3 separate regions of the Homo sapiens genome follow, and all the other regions are linked to region 1. A link is a loop called in an ENCODE intact Hi-C map of the cell type or tissue named here. Cell type or tissue: dorsolateral prefrontal cortex. All regions are shown on one strand. Each heading gives the region's core, and the rest is flanking DNA. Links, peaks and the distances in the headings are about the cores only.

The links. Hi-C counts contacts between places; a loop is a spot of excess contacts. Peaks named below come from ENCODE experiments on the same cell type or tissue, not always from the same donor. Only the 100,000 strongest peaks of a DNase experiment are listed, where the experiment ranks them.
Region 2: a loop joins it to region 1, with 2.8 times the contacts of the local background. A loop is called at or near these places in 36 of 110 quality-filtered maps.
Region 3: a loop joins it to region 1, with 2.2 times the contacts of the local background. A loop is called at or near these places in 18 of 110 quality-filtered maps.

Annotation. Positions count from the first base shown.
Region 1 is chr11:61,126,011-61,131,430 of GRCh38, reverse strand. VPS37C (VPS37C subunit of ESCRT-I) reads left to right here. Exons shown (of 5, transcript NM_017966.5): 5 at 1-1,174. It overlaps CD5 (CD5 molecule), which reads right to left. Exons shown (of 11, transcript NM_014207.4): 11 at 3,579-5,143. Among named protein-coding and RNA genes, the nearest start is that of CD5, 26 kb to the right of the region's middle. RefSeq lists an enhancer at 1,340-1,634. In dorsolateral prefrontal cortex, for the core only: CTCF peaks have their summits at 1,278 and 1,480; DNase peaks (open chromatin) are centred at 1,490 and 1,757; H3K4me3 peaks cover 300 bases; H3K27ac peaks cover 1,014 bases.
Region 2 is chr11:60,923,187-60,927,190 of GRCh38, reverse strand. TMEM132A (transmembrane protein 132A) reads right to left here and starts at 2,731. Exons shown (of 11, transcript NM_178031.3): 1 at 2,458-2,731. The coding sequence starts at 2,557. LOC124902676 (a long non-coding RNA gene) reads left to right here and starts at 1,794. Exons shown (of 2, transcript XR_007062688.1): 1 at 1,794-1,972. TMEM109 (transmembrane protein 109) reads right to left here. Exons shown (of 4, transcript NM_024092.3): 4 at 3,748-4,004. RefSeq lists silencers at 2,086-2,155, 2,196-2,415, 2,476-2,835. In dorsolateral prefrontal cortex, for the core only: a CTCF peak has its summit at 2,719; a DNase peak (open chromatin) is centred at 2,770; H3K4me3 peaks cover 2,471 bases; H3K27ac peaks cover 2,472 bases.
Region 3 is chr11:60,773,726-60,777,729 of GRCh38, reverse strand. MS4A15 (membrane spanning 4-domains A15) reads right to left here. Exons shown (of 7, transcript NM_001098835.2): 6 at 3,780-3,893; 7 at 997-2,125. The coding sequence ends at 2,015. Among named protein-coding and RNA genes, the nearest start is that of MS4A10, 9.6 kb to the left of the region's middle. RefSeq lists enhancers at 1,399-2,028, 2,029-2,658, 2,659-3,290 and a silencer at 2,173-2,292. In dorsolateral prefrontal cortex, for the core only: CTCF peaks have their summits at 1,995 and 2,196 (motif pointing left); DNase peaks (open chromatin) are centred at 2,199 and 2,747; H3K4me3 peaks cover 766 bases; H3K27ac peaks cover 724 bases.

The DNA of each region.
Region 1 (5,420 bases), core at 1-2,500:
CCTCCATCTCCCCTGGGGTTTGGCATATTTGACATGGAGCCCCATGCCAAGGGATGCAGCTGTTGGTGTCTGTCCAGTCCATTCAAGGCTAGCCTGCCCATGCACTGTGGCAGGGGTTGGATTGGAGGGAGAGAACAGAGTTGGGAAAAACAACAGGTTTGAGTCCTATAAAGCCATAATTTAACTCCAGTAGCTGATGTCAGACAAGCTTGTCCTATGTCCTATTTGAGTGGCAGCAGCGCCAGCCCAGCAAGAAGGCTGGGGGTTGTCAAGGTTGTCCCCAGACCTTGCTTGCAGTGGTTGGAGAACCCAGGGGGCTGCCTTGGGCCCTCTGGCCAGAGGGAAGCGGGCAGCTCTAGCCCTGGAGATTGTGGTCACATTGGGGCTTGTTTAGGATTGGAGGGCCAGGTCACCTCCCCAGCCACCCTCCCTTCTCTCCTCTGGGGTCCCCACTTTAGGGCGACTTTGCCCGAGGCCCACGCATCCATCCACTCCTTTAGTGCCTTGAATCTCATTCACAAGCAGCCCCCTCCCTTCCCCTCCCCTTCTCACTCTGTTGATGTAATCCTCCCACCCCCAGTGTCCATCCTAAGACAGGCATCAAAAGAGGCCCTAACTTTACTTCCCAAATGGTGCTTTTTAAAAAACACCATCACTACATTAGGGGCAATTTTTTCACACCTCCCTGTCTTCAGAATGTAAAGGGTGGGGATTATGTCTCTGTTTAATATGCAGCCCCCTGCACTGTGGGGTTTGGGGCATGTTCAGTAATAAGAATGAATACAATAGACAAAGGGGGTGTGATGAGTGTTAACTTGGTTGTTCCAGAGGTAAACCAGGTCTCAGGGAAGAGCCTGGAGCTGCTATTGCTTAGGAAGTTGTACGTGCCTTGAAATGTCCACTACCTGAGGACGCAGCATCTGGTGGGCCCGGGGCTGCTGGGGCCAAGGAGGGACCTTGACCTTCTGGTGCCTGCCCCTCCCCGGCCTATGTGCCATCCGCGTGACGCTAGGTCAGCGCTGCCGGTTCTTTACCAAATGTGCTTGCTTCTCCTAAGTTATTTATAAAGAGAAATCACTAATGGACTCTACTGGTTTGAGTGCTTCTGAGCTGGATGACCGACCGCCTGTATGTTTGTGTAATTAATTGCCATAATAAACTTTGATGAGTCACATGTGGTGTGGTGTTGCTGGGTTTGAGTGAAGACGTGGCTGCATGTGGGTGCCTTGAACTCTTCTGCAGCCTTCAGATCGTGCTCTCTGGAGGGGCCTCTGTGATTCACATCCCAAAGCCCCATCCGTCTGGATGTCAGCCCTCCCTTGCCCGCTCGCCCCAGGGCTGGCCCTGGGAGTATTTACCTTCCCTCTCCCGCTCTTCCGCTTTCTTTCTTAGCCGTTTTCCTATTGGAGCCTACGTTTGCCTGGTCCTGGACTGAGAGCAATGGCATGCAAGGCCACAGGATGCCACGAGGGGGCGTCTGGTCCTCAGCCTGCTCGGGAGGTGCTGCGTTCCTGCCACCTGCCGGGCTGGCGGGATGTCGGCGTGTGGGCCTGTCTGTGAGCCATCTAATTCTAACCTGGGCTTGCAGGATGGGCTCAGAGGAACAGCAGGCCGCTAAACTGGCTGCGGCACCAACAGTCTTCTAGGCCTTGGCCCAGCCTGCCTCCCTCCCCAGCGTCGCCTCTGCTGCTGAGCTGCCTATCCCGAGGCCAGGGAGGGCGTCTTCAGCTCAGCAGGAAGGGCAGCTTGGAGGGAGTCTGAAGACCAGGCTTCTAACAGTCCCTCATGTCAGCCCTCCGCCTCTCCTTCCCCGCAAGGTGACCGGGCGGCCACCTGTGGAGGATGCCTAGAGATGCCCTGAAGTCGCTATGGCTGCAGGCTGTACTGTGCTTTCAGGCGCATTATGTCCTGGAGTCCTCGCAACAGCCCTTTCATCCCCAGTTTAAATGGGAGGAAACCACAGGGCAGGTGGTTCGGTGAGCGGGTTGCACAGCCTTAGGAGGAGGTGGGACTTGGACTGGGTCGGTTGGATTTCAGAGGCTGCAGGGGCTCCTTCCCCCTGCCTTGGTGGTGCCAGAAGTGCCTCCCGAGGACAGAGCTGAGAGTCTCTGGGCTCTGGTCAAACGTTTACTGCCCTTCACCCCCAGCTGAACTCTGGCTTTGCCTTGCAGGTGTCCAAGGCTGAGGACACAGGACATCAGGGACAGCTGGAAGCAATTTGGCTTTGTAGGAAGAGGCTGCAAATCTCCCTCTAGGCGCATAGTCAGGTCACCTGCCTTGGGTTGGTGCCAGAGTGGTGGCAGGGGGCACGGAGGGGCTGACTTTCTAAGAAAGGACCATCATGAGCTGCCTCAGCTGGTCAGCCCGCGTGTCCCACCCTGTGCTCTTTGCTTCCCCCTCTCCCTGGCCACCTCACCTCAGAGGGCAGCACACACAGGCGCTCCTCACGCCTCCCTCCCTGCATCCCTGGGAGATCACTGGCTGCTTTTCACCAGACTACAGTGGGCCTCCCGCTGCAGGGGGACAGACCCTGAGCATCAAATTTAGAGTCTCAAGAGATTCCTAGCTTAGGACACTTTGCTCTGCTGGATGTGGTGAGGCCATATAAATGTCATGTCCTTACAGCTCTCTGTTCCGCTCTGTACTCCCAGATCCCTGGGTGCATGATAACTTTTTTTTTTTTGAGACAGAATCTCACTCATCTGGCTCCCAGGCTGGAGTGTATTGGCGCCATCTCAGCTCACTGCAACCTCCGCCTCCCGGGTTCAAGTGATTCTCCTGCCTCAGCCTCTTGAGTAGCTGGGATTACAGGTGTGTGCCACCATGCCTGGCTAATTATTTGTATATATATGGTTTTTTTGGAAAAAAAAAAAAAAAGCCTGTTGCCCAGGCTGGAGTGCAATGGCAAGATCATGGCTCACTGCAGCCTTAAACTCCTGGCCTCAAGTGATCCTCCTGCACCAGCCTCATGAATAACAGACTATAGGCATGTGCTACCATGCTCAGCTAATTAAAAAACTCCTTTTTTTGGTAGAGCTGGGGTCTCACTTTGTTGCCCAGGCTGGTCTGGAACTCCTGGCTTCAAGCAATCCTTCCACCTTGGTCTCCCAAAGTGCTGGGATTACAGGCACGAGCCACCATGCTTGGGCACATGGCAGTGTGAAAGCTAGACTTTTTGGTCCTTGGTATCCTTGACCTAATGTGCTAGAATCAGGGGTTGCACGCCCACTCATTGGCCAGGTCACATGATTTACGCAGGAACATAATTTACGGAATGGGCAGGGTTTGAGGGACACACAGGTGAGTGGAAGGGCTGGCCCTGCTCTAGCAGGTTGCTGGGATGCAGGAACGGGGAGGTTGTCCAGGTCACGGCAGCGCGTCCTCTACCAAGGGATGTGGACACCAGCCCCCGAGCACTGGCTGGGGGAGCAGTGGGTTGCCTTCACCAGCCAAGGCAGGAACTTGACAATGGCACGTTGAAGACTAAAGTGCTTCTATTCCATCGCATCACCAAACATCTTTTTGAAATGCATCACCCAAGTCAGCCAACCCTTGAAAAACAGTTTTCTAAAGGCTCATTTCTCCTCAACTAAACTCTTTATTTTTGGTTTGGTTTTTAAGTAGGCCATGGTTGCTTTGAGGCCACTGTATGGTGGCCAAACTATAGATGAAAGAGCTTTTATTAAAAAAGGCACTGATGGGAGACACTGGCTGCCCCCGAACCTTTGCCCTCCCTAAGAGCAGCCTCTCAGTTCCCTTTTGAGGAGCCCCCTCACCTCCACCAGATATGGGAAGACAAATGGGGTCCCTGTTTCTGGATTCCCAGCATGGTCGGGGGAAGATCTGTGACCTGGGCTTGGCCACGGGGGCTCTCAGAAGGCAAGGCCTGGTTGGAGGGTGTTGGTGGGGGCAGAAAGCTGAGCAGATTCTGGGAGCAGCCCACCCCATATCCTAGTAACTCCCTTTTGCTCTTCCAGACTTATTATGCGGCTTGGACCATTGATGCCTGTGCTCCCAGGAGATACAGCATCAAATGGCGTGGAGAAAGGACCTGTCTTAGGATGTGTTCCCATGTTGCTTCACCTTCTTAGGGAGCCGCCGCAGTGAGCTGCGCCTGGCCTCTCCCTTGATCAGACCCGAGGCTCCTGGGTAGACCTCCTCTTCTCACTTGCAGTTAAGGAAGCCGAGGCCCCATGGGATTAGGTGTACGTCCAAGATCTCCAAGTACTAGAGGAGTCTGTTTTCGTCAAGGGAGTTATTCAAACCAAAGGAACATGACCAGCCCCATCTCTGACTCTTGGGTTAGAAGATGAACTGTGATGGACTGAAACTACCTCAGCTTGGGACTTTTAATTGCTGGGTGAAGCAAAAAACCAAGTTGGTTAAGGTTTACTAGGCGCCCCTTTGTGCCGGGCCCTGGGTGGCACTGGTGCCCTGTGGGCTTGACAGCCAGTGGAAAGGAAGGTGTCTTTAGATGAGGGGGTTGGGGAGGGGAGTCATAAGACAGAGGGAGTGGGGTGACGCTGTGGGTCAGGGTGGTGCCCACCCAGACCCCTGGCTGGCAGCTGCGGTGAATGTGCAGAGCTGTCTTTGTGCTCAGGTGAGCAGCCTCTGACCACCACGGCTGCAGAGGTCTCCGGGAGTCCCCTTCCTGTCCTCCCCAGAGGGATCCGCAGGGGTGGATGCTGCACAGAAGAGGCCAAAGCGCTCGATTTGTCAGGAAGGAGGAAAAGCACTACTTACAAAAAACTATTCAAAATGCACTCGCCCAGCTGTGAGCTTCCTTGTCACTCCTTACCAGGGACAGAGTCTGAGGAGAAAGCCGATTTCACTGAGACGCCGCTCCCCAGCGGGCAGGGAAAGGGGGCCCCCTTCAGACACCCCCGAGTCTCTAGTTGGAAGGCTGCTTGTTTTGGGGCTCTGCCCACCACAGCTTCCACAAGTGGAGGGGCGGCCGAGCTGTTGTGCAGCAGAGTGTGAGCTGGCCTGCCACTCGGGGCAGCAGCGCCTGTCCGGAAGGCTTCTGGCCTCTGTCCATGTTCTGGCCGGGGTAGAAATAGGGACATGATTTCAAGTGAAGAGCGGACAGTTTTCTCAGGACAAACAGGTCTGGCTCTCGGCTTTTTGCTCATGGATCCCAGTTCTGTGGGGTGAGAAGGAAACGTGTTAGAGGAAGACACCGCAGAGGTGATGCAGGGAGGTCGGGGACAGGACCCATGCTCTGGGCTCCATCTTGGGGACGGCTGCTGTCCTGAGCCAGGGGCTCCTTCTGCCCGCTGGCAGGTTGGCAGCTCTAGAGGGGTGTGACTCCATCACGGAGCTCTTAGGGACTCTGCCTGTGTGGCCTTCCGAATGGAGTTTAAGAGTTGATTGTTAAAGTTCATGATTGCTCTGCTCTAATTGTCAAATCAGCTCGTATA
Region 2 (4,004 bases), core at 1,202-3,701, 210 kb after region 1:
AGAGGGAGAGATGATGACAGCTCCAGAGCTGGCAGGGGCTGACCCGGGTGCCATGCTGGGGCACAGTAGTTGTGGGCAAGGGAGGGAGAAAAGGGCTGTAAATGTCCCTTCCCCTCTCACCACCATTTCACAGATGAGGTCACTGAGGCTTAAAGAGCCTCACACAGGTAGTATGTAGCAAAGCCAGGATTCGAATCTGAGTCCAGGACTGGATGCTTCCCAGCTATTCCTTCTACTTTCCACAGACCTTGGCCTTCTTCTCGCCAACAGCCTTCTCAATGTCTCCTTTTCCCCAACTCCTGCCCTCCATCTACTCGCCTCTGATACCAAGGCACTTCTGGGGTGCAACCGTCGGCAGACTGGGCCAGTGTAGTAAAATATGGTAATGAAGTGAGCTTTCTCTGCCCTGAATCCTTGGCCAGGCTCTGCTGGGCATCCACCCCTCCTCCCCCATCATTGCCATGGCAACCTGCACCATCTTTCCAAGCTTGCTCCCTTCTTCCCTGAACCGACTGGTATCGAGTGCAAGTGTGGGATGGGCGGGCGCGGAAGGTGCTGAAGAGGTCTGTGAAGGCACTTGCTTGCCCTGGGGGTGGGGTGGGGACCAGGAGCCTGGGGAAGACAGTCAAAATAGTCAATCATCAGAAGGACAAAGGAGCACTAAGCCATATTGGTTTGCTCTAACTATGAGCACTAATAATAATAATTAGCATTTTGTGAATGCTATATGCAGGTGAGAATTTAAATACTGTATGTATATGAACTCTTTGAGTCTTTGTAATAATTCTGTGAACCAGGTTCTATTATGATGAATCCCATTTTGTGGATGTAGAAAATGAGGCCGAGAGGTTAAGGTATTTGCCTGTGGTTCCACAGCTGGAGAGTGAAGGAGCTGGGGGTTGATCCCAGGTATTAGCCACTAGACCATCCGGCGTCTCCACCTGCCACTTCTCTCTCCACTCTCCACTGCCACGGTGCACCCTGCAGGCTTCATGCCCTGGAGCGCACCTCCTCTCCTCTGCTCTGCCCGGTGGCACCTCCCTCCTCATTCAGGGCCATGAGTGAATACTGCCTCCTTCTGAAGGAAGCCCTCCTTGGTTACTCACCTTCCCACCAGTCTCCTGTCTTTTGCAACCCTGGGTGCCTCCTCTGAATTAGTAATCTTCCTATAAACAAGGGACCCTGTCTTGCTCATCCTGGAATTCCCCCAAACTAGGAAGCGCTCCCTAGAGAGGATTTCCTGGGAGCCTGGAGACCTGAATTTAAATTGATGAAACTTGGGTCAGGCATTAACATTTTGAAGCCTGTTTCCTCACTTGTAAAAGGGGCAGGAGCATTAGGTGGCACTGTGGACAGGACAGGGCTGTGTAAACTGTGGAGTGCTGTCTGGAGGGAGCAGGCATTATTGCTGCTGCATAATGGATTTGACAAGGTTTTCCTCCTCTCTCTATTAGGACTCCCATGGCGTCCCTCGGGATGGGGAGCAGGTGGCTGAAAGCAACCCCACAGCTAGCTCCCTCTCAGCCCCACAGCTGGACTGTGGGTGGGGGTGGGGGAATTGGTTTCAACCTCCTTCCTGGCCCTCCCCACCAAGGAGCATATGACTGACAGGCTCTCCCTGCCCCCTGCCCCAAGCGTAACAAGTGACCACTGCTCTCTGGGGGCAGCCACTGGCTTCAGGTTCGCCTCCTACTCCATTGCCTCCATAATTACAAGATGCTCTTAGCCTGACTCCCACGGACTCCCATCACCCAGCGCTCGGCTCTCTCGGTGGGGAGGGCAGAGAATGTTTCACTGTCCCTCTGTCTTCTGTGGCATCCTTTGCCTTGCAGCCACAGCCCAGCTAGCCCAGGCCAAGGGAGTCCGACCCCCACCCCGAAGCACAGGGAAGTTGCTGCCCTTTCCCGCAGTGACAGGAATCCTCTCAAAGGTTCTGGAAGGCAAGGATGCGGCCATCCCTGGAGACGCCAAGGTCAGGGAGCCCTGGGGGAAGGGGGAGGGAGGGCTTGCGTCTGTTGCAGGTCCCAGGCAAAGGGGCTGCTTTCCACTCCCGAGGGGGGTGGGTTGGTGGCGGCGGAAGGAGGCTAGGAGGGTGCAGCGCTACAGACCACAGTGAGGGAGTGGGGATGACGCTAGTGCGCCCGGGACCGGGGCCGCCGGGTTCGATGCCCGGGCTGAGGGGTCCCTCGCAGAAGGTGCGGGACGGGGAAGCCCCTGCGCCGGGCTGCCCCGGGTCAGGAAGGAGTTGCCGGGTCGTGCAAGGTGAAGGAAGCCTTAGGGGCGAGTGGCTGGGGGCAGGTTCCCGAGGGCAAGAACTCTCCGACCTTCAGGGCGCTGCGGGGCGACCCCGCTCAGGGTTCAGTCCGAGAACCCAAAGGTTGGTGGCTCCCGGGCATCACTCGCTCCCACTCGGCCGGGCCCGGCCGCCCCTCGCCCCGGCCCTCCCCTCCCGCTGACCTCTCACGACGTCCAGGGCGAGGGCCACCAGGAGGCAGAGCCAGGGGCCGTAGGGCCCCCGAGGGGCCGCTGTTGTGCGACCGGCCATCCGCGCGCACATCCTTCCCACAGAAGGCGGGGACGAGGCGGGCGGCTCAGGTGGCCCCAGTCCCGCACGGCATCTCCCGCACCCGCTCCGCGCCGTCCCCACCTGGCCCGCTGGGTCCCGGCCGCCGCCGCCGCCGCCGCCGCCCGCCCCGCGGCTGCAATTCCCAGACAATGGAGCGGGAGCAGTGGGGTGGGAGGGAGCGAATCGCAGCACATGGGCTGCCCCCTCCGCCCCGCCGGGTCCTAGTGCCCTACGGATCCCCAATCCCTGCGCGCTCAGGCGACCGAGGTCGGGAAGAGGGCCACGTCCCTGGAAGCAACAGAGGACGGCCGCCTCTGCCAGGAGGGACTCGGTGAGTTCTGTGTGGCTCCCTCACGGAAGCTTCTGATCAGGGAAGAAAAAGCCACTTTCTCTGCCTCACCCACCCCCACAAGCAGCTCACTTGTGAAGGCATCTGACACCTGAGTCAGAACCAGAATTCAGGGACACATGGGACGGGAGCTGCAGGGACAGGAAAGGAGGGAGGGGGTCAAACGGGGCCAGATGCCAACCACCTGAGCCTGCCCTGACAGAGCTAGGCCACCGCCGTGGAGGAAGGGCTCTAGGTGCAGGCAGCTCTAGTCTCTTGACCAGCTCCACCTGGGCAGCGTCCTGCAGCGCTTAGGAGGGTTGAGGGTTGCCCAACACTCCCGAGGGAAGGCCAGCCTCAAGGGTCCTGACCCAGTGTTGCCTACCAGGCAGTTTGGGGAGAGGCCCAGAGCAGGGGCCCCAGCTGCACACTCTCATGCCCTGGGCAGCTTACAAAGAAAAAATTATGTCTGAGGCCCTCCGCAAAATTGGTCCAGCCTGTGGGCCGACTGGAAACCTTGGCACAGGAAAGTCCTCAGGTGGGTGGTGAAGGGGAGGGCAGGCAAGTCTTCTCCAGGCTGCCCACCCACCTCAGCACACTGCAGGGAAGGGGTGACCCCTCTGCCCAGCAAGCACACGCATTTCCAGCAGTGCCAGTCGTTCCTACGTTTTGTAATGGGGGCATGCTTTCCTAATTCCTTGTGCTCCTGGAGGGAAGGGTACCTGGTACCAGCCTGCCTTTTCAGCTCTCCCCTCTGCCAGCTTCACACTGCCCCCACAGGGAGAAATTGGGAGGCGGAGCTGCACTACAGAAATGGGTTTAGCAGTAGAGGAGACATGGAAGCAATCCAGACTTGGAGTAAATACATTTTATTCAGAACAAGATAATAAAATAGCGTGCACTTTATTTAAAACCAACCAAGCACTGATAAAAAATATATATCACTGCAGCTGTGATTCCACATCAAACCTGAACAGTAAGAATTGGGCATTTATTCTTCACATCATGTGCCAAGCCTGGCAGAGAAGGACATCCACCTCCACTAGAGCCTCAAAGGAAAAGTGGCCCCTAACCACCAAGACAGGGTACCCTGGTGGAGAGGGGCAGCTG
Region 3 (4,004 bases), core at 1,202-3,701, 350 kb after region 1:
TCTTTATGTTGTGGCTCCATGCTGTCTGAATATGGGACATCTCTAGTGACCTTGTAGTCTCTAATTCCTCTTAATGGACCTGTGGTTTTTGGCCTACACACTTCCTGAGGGATTTGGTCAGCAGAGGAGAGAGGGAAGCAATCCCAGCTTGGGGCTAACCTCTCTCTTTTTCTCCCTCTCTCTCCCCCAACTCCTCCCCTCAGTTCTGAAATGTCTCTAGTCTCCTTTATATGGCAAGAAAACTGGTCCTAAATCTTCAAGTACATTTCCTCCAACTCTATACTTAATGATCTTAAACTGAAAGCTCTAAATCCTCGAGTCTCCTTTCTTGATTGTAAAAGCCAAAGCTTGTTGTACCCCTTACACCAACTCTGCACTGGCATGATCCTGAGAGTGAATGTCCCCTTGAATGGCACCTCCCTTGCCCCACCCTCATTCCAGTGTTGTGGTCACGGCACTTAGCTACCACGTGGACCACCCTTCCTTTGGGAAGACTTCACAGAAGGGGCAACGTTTAAATAGGGCCTTAAAGGAGGAGGGGGAGTTTGTTGGGTGAAGAAGAAGTGAGTGTGTTGAGGAATGCAGCCCTGCCTTAGTTTTGGGGATGAAGAAACAGAAGGAAGGAGGAAAAGGGGTTGGTGGGAAGCACTTAGGTTTGTACTAAGGGGAGACCAAGTGGTGAGAACACGGACTCTGACGTCACATGGAACTAGGTTTGGATCCCAGTTTTGCTCCTAACTAGCTCGGTGGCCTTGGGCATATAATTTAACACCTTTAAGCTTCAGTGTCCTTAGTTGTGGAGTGGGGATATGAAGGCATGTTTGTTTGAACCGAGATGGGGACAGAGTAAGTGTAAGGATTACACCACACAGAGCGAGGCACCCAGAGGTGCCCTTTTGTGACAGTGGGATAGTTACCCAGGTCCTCTGATAAACATGGGATGACCCTTGGAAGCCCCTGAGGTTAAAAAGAAAAAGTCATTGCAACAAGACCAGCTCAAAATTTAAGCCACATGGTTTATTTCCTTCTGTGGTGTGGATGAGACAAGCCATCTCATCTACCAGGCCTGGTGAACACCAGGCTGACAGTGTCTCCTTGTCCCCTGGAGACGAAGCCCAGGTCCTGTGGTAACCTTCTGTGGTAGCCTTGTCCTTGGGCTATGGGGGTGGGGAAGGGAGTGCTGAGAGGCACAGGGAGGTCCCAAACTGCCACTGCTGTGCCCCTGTCGATGCTGACTGTGGTGGTGCCTCAGGAGTGGGCTGGCGGCAGCTCTCCCCTGCAACCTCCCCTCCATTGGGAGATGGTAGGGGGTGGGGGGCGGGGCCAATGCTGACTTCATATTACAGACAAGGAAAATGAGGGTTTCCAGGAAGCAGGGGGACAATGCCTGGCCTAGACCCAGGACTTCAGGGAGCCTGGGGAGCTGGAAGGGCCTGATGAACCTTATCTGGTTCAACACTCTAGTTTCCAAATAGGAAACCTGAGTTCCATGGATGTGGCAACAGATGACAAAGGACAGAGCTGATCTTGGGGCCAGGAGACCTGCGGCCAGGCCACTACCCTGCTGTGAGGCCTTGGCCTGGTATCGGCACCTCTGTGGAATGCCAGAGTCAGACTCTTCCATTCTGGAGGATTCCGGGCTCTCTGACCTTCCCGAGGCCCGAGGGTCAGGGCAGGCCTCGAACCTGAGTCTCCAATGAGGCCAGGATTTCCCCAATGAGCAGAGAAATGCTTAGATGCACAAGGTGGGTGTCCTGGAAGGGTGACAGGGCTCAGGGAGCTGAAGGACACACACCCCTGACGTCAGCCCGGTGTCTTTTAGAAAGAAAGCACTGGGGAAAGTGTGGGAGAGATGTCCCTGGGGACACTTCACTCAGATGCCGGAGTATGTGTAGATGTGGTGAGGGAGGGCAGCTGGGATGGGGCTGGCCCCTGATGAACAAGGTGGGGGTGGGGAGAGGCTGGGCCCAGAGGGAAAAGGCTGGACTCCACCCGCAGGTGCCACATCTGCTACTCAGACGACTCCTTGGGCATATGCCACATTGTCATAGGCAGGGGGCGCAGAGGCTGCCGGGCTGGGGATGTTGAAGTCTGCGCTGAAGGCGTTTGGCAGGAAGATCACAGGCTGCAAAGAAAACAGCACTGAGCGTCCTGGAGGACGCTGGAGCTTCAGGGTAGTGGTTCAATAGTGCCCCCTTGTGGGTAATCTGAGAACAGCGCCCTGGTACTGAATTCCGCAAGTCTGAATCGCATGCTCAGGGCTCTCCGTGCAACCAATATTTCAAACAACATTTACTGGGGCCAGCTATGATCCAGGCATTGGGAGTACAGCAGTGAACAAAACAGACAAAAGTCCCATTTCTCCAGGCGCTAACGTTCTGCTGTTCTTTTTTTTCTTTTCTTTTTTTTTTTGAGACAGAGTTTTGCTCTTGTTGCCCAGGCTGGAGTGCAATGGCGTGATCTCGGCTCACTGCAACCTCCGCCTCTTGGGTTCAAGCTATTCTCCTGCCTCAGCCTCCCGAGTAGCTGGGATTATAGGCGCCTGCCACCATGCCCAGGTAATTTTTTGTATTTTTAGTAGAGACGGGGTTTCATCATGTTGGCCAGGCTGGTCTTGAACTCCTGACCTCAGATGATCTGCCCGCCTCGGCCTCCCAAAGTGCCGGGGTTACAGGCATGAGCCACCACGTCCGGCTCTGCTGTTCTTTCTCTCCCGACTGCCCTGGCCTGGTTCAGGACTTCGCTCTCTCTTGCCTGCACCGTGGCACCAGCCTCCTTGCAGCTTCCTGGCCTCGAGCCCCGCTTGTCCACCCTCTCCACCTTCCGGCACTGGACAAATCCTCTTGACTGATTTCCCTCAACCAGCTCACTCCCCTGCTCAGACCTTCAATCCCCTCACCCTCAATGCATCCCATCGTGCACCTGCCAAGGGCACCCCACCCTGTGGCCTGCATTTGCCTGCCCGAGGCAGCCTTTGCTCCAACTGGTTCCCCTGCCTTGAACACTCCCTCCAGCCCCTTTCTGTCATCACTGTCCTCCATTTTTTTTGGAAATCAAAGCTTAATTTCCATCTCTATCATGCTGCCCTCCCTGATGCCCCTGTCTCCCATGTGGCCTGGGAACTCCAAAAAGTCTCACTCCTCTGGGTGCAGCACTGCCCCCATGCCCTGAGCCTGGGCCTTCTATTCTGCAAGGCTGCCTGTGGGGCTGCACAGAGCAGTGGCCCTGTGGGTGCTGGTGCACCCAGTGCCACGGGGAGAGCAGTCCTGTCTTCACTGACCTGCGAAGACGTCTTTGGTTTTGTTTTGGTTTTAGAGACAGCCTTCCTCTGTCACCCAGGCTGAAGGGCAGTGGTGTGATCATAGCTCACTGCAGCCTCAACCTCCTGGGCTCAAGCGATCCTCCTGCCTCAGCCTCCCAACTAGCTAGGAGTACAGGCACGTACCATCACACATGGCTAATTAAAAATACATTTTTTTTTGTAGCGATAGGATCTTTTTATGTTGCCCAGGCTTGTCTCAAACTCCAGGGCTCAAGAGATCCTCCCATCTCATTTTTCAAAGTGCTGGGGTTATGGGTGTGAGTCACCATGCCCAGCCCAAAGACTTCTTTGGGCCCCCTGACATGGATGGGACACCCTTCCTAGCGCTGTCTCTTCTTATTGCTTCCCAGAGTGCAGAGGGAGGGGTCTGGAGGCAGAGCGCGCTCCCAGCCAACTGCCTTCCACACAGGCTCAGCTCAGGTTTAGTGGACGTGGGGGTGGGGGTGGGGGTACTCACTGCACTGGCCTGGGCATGGATGGCTTGGCACCCGAAGTGCATGGCAATGACCGCTGTGAAGAACTCCAGGACAGTGAAGATAGTAAGCACGGCCAGATAGCCCCTGTCCACATCCTGGGGACCAAAACCCACAGAAAGGTGAGCCCAGAGTTCTAGAGTAAGGGGGTCCCCCGAGTGAGAACCACTTGCCCAAGGTCATGCGGCTAGTTGGGAGCAGAGCTGTGC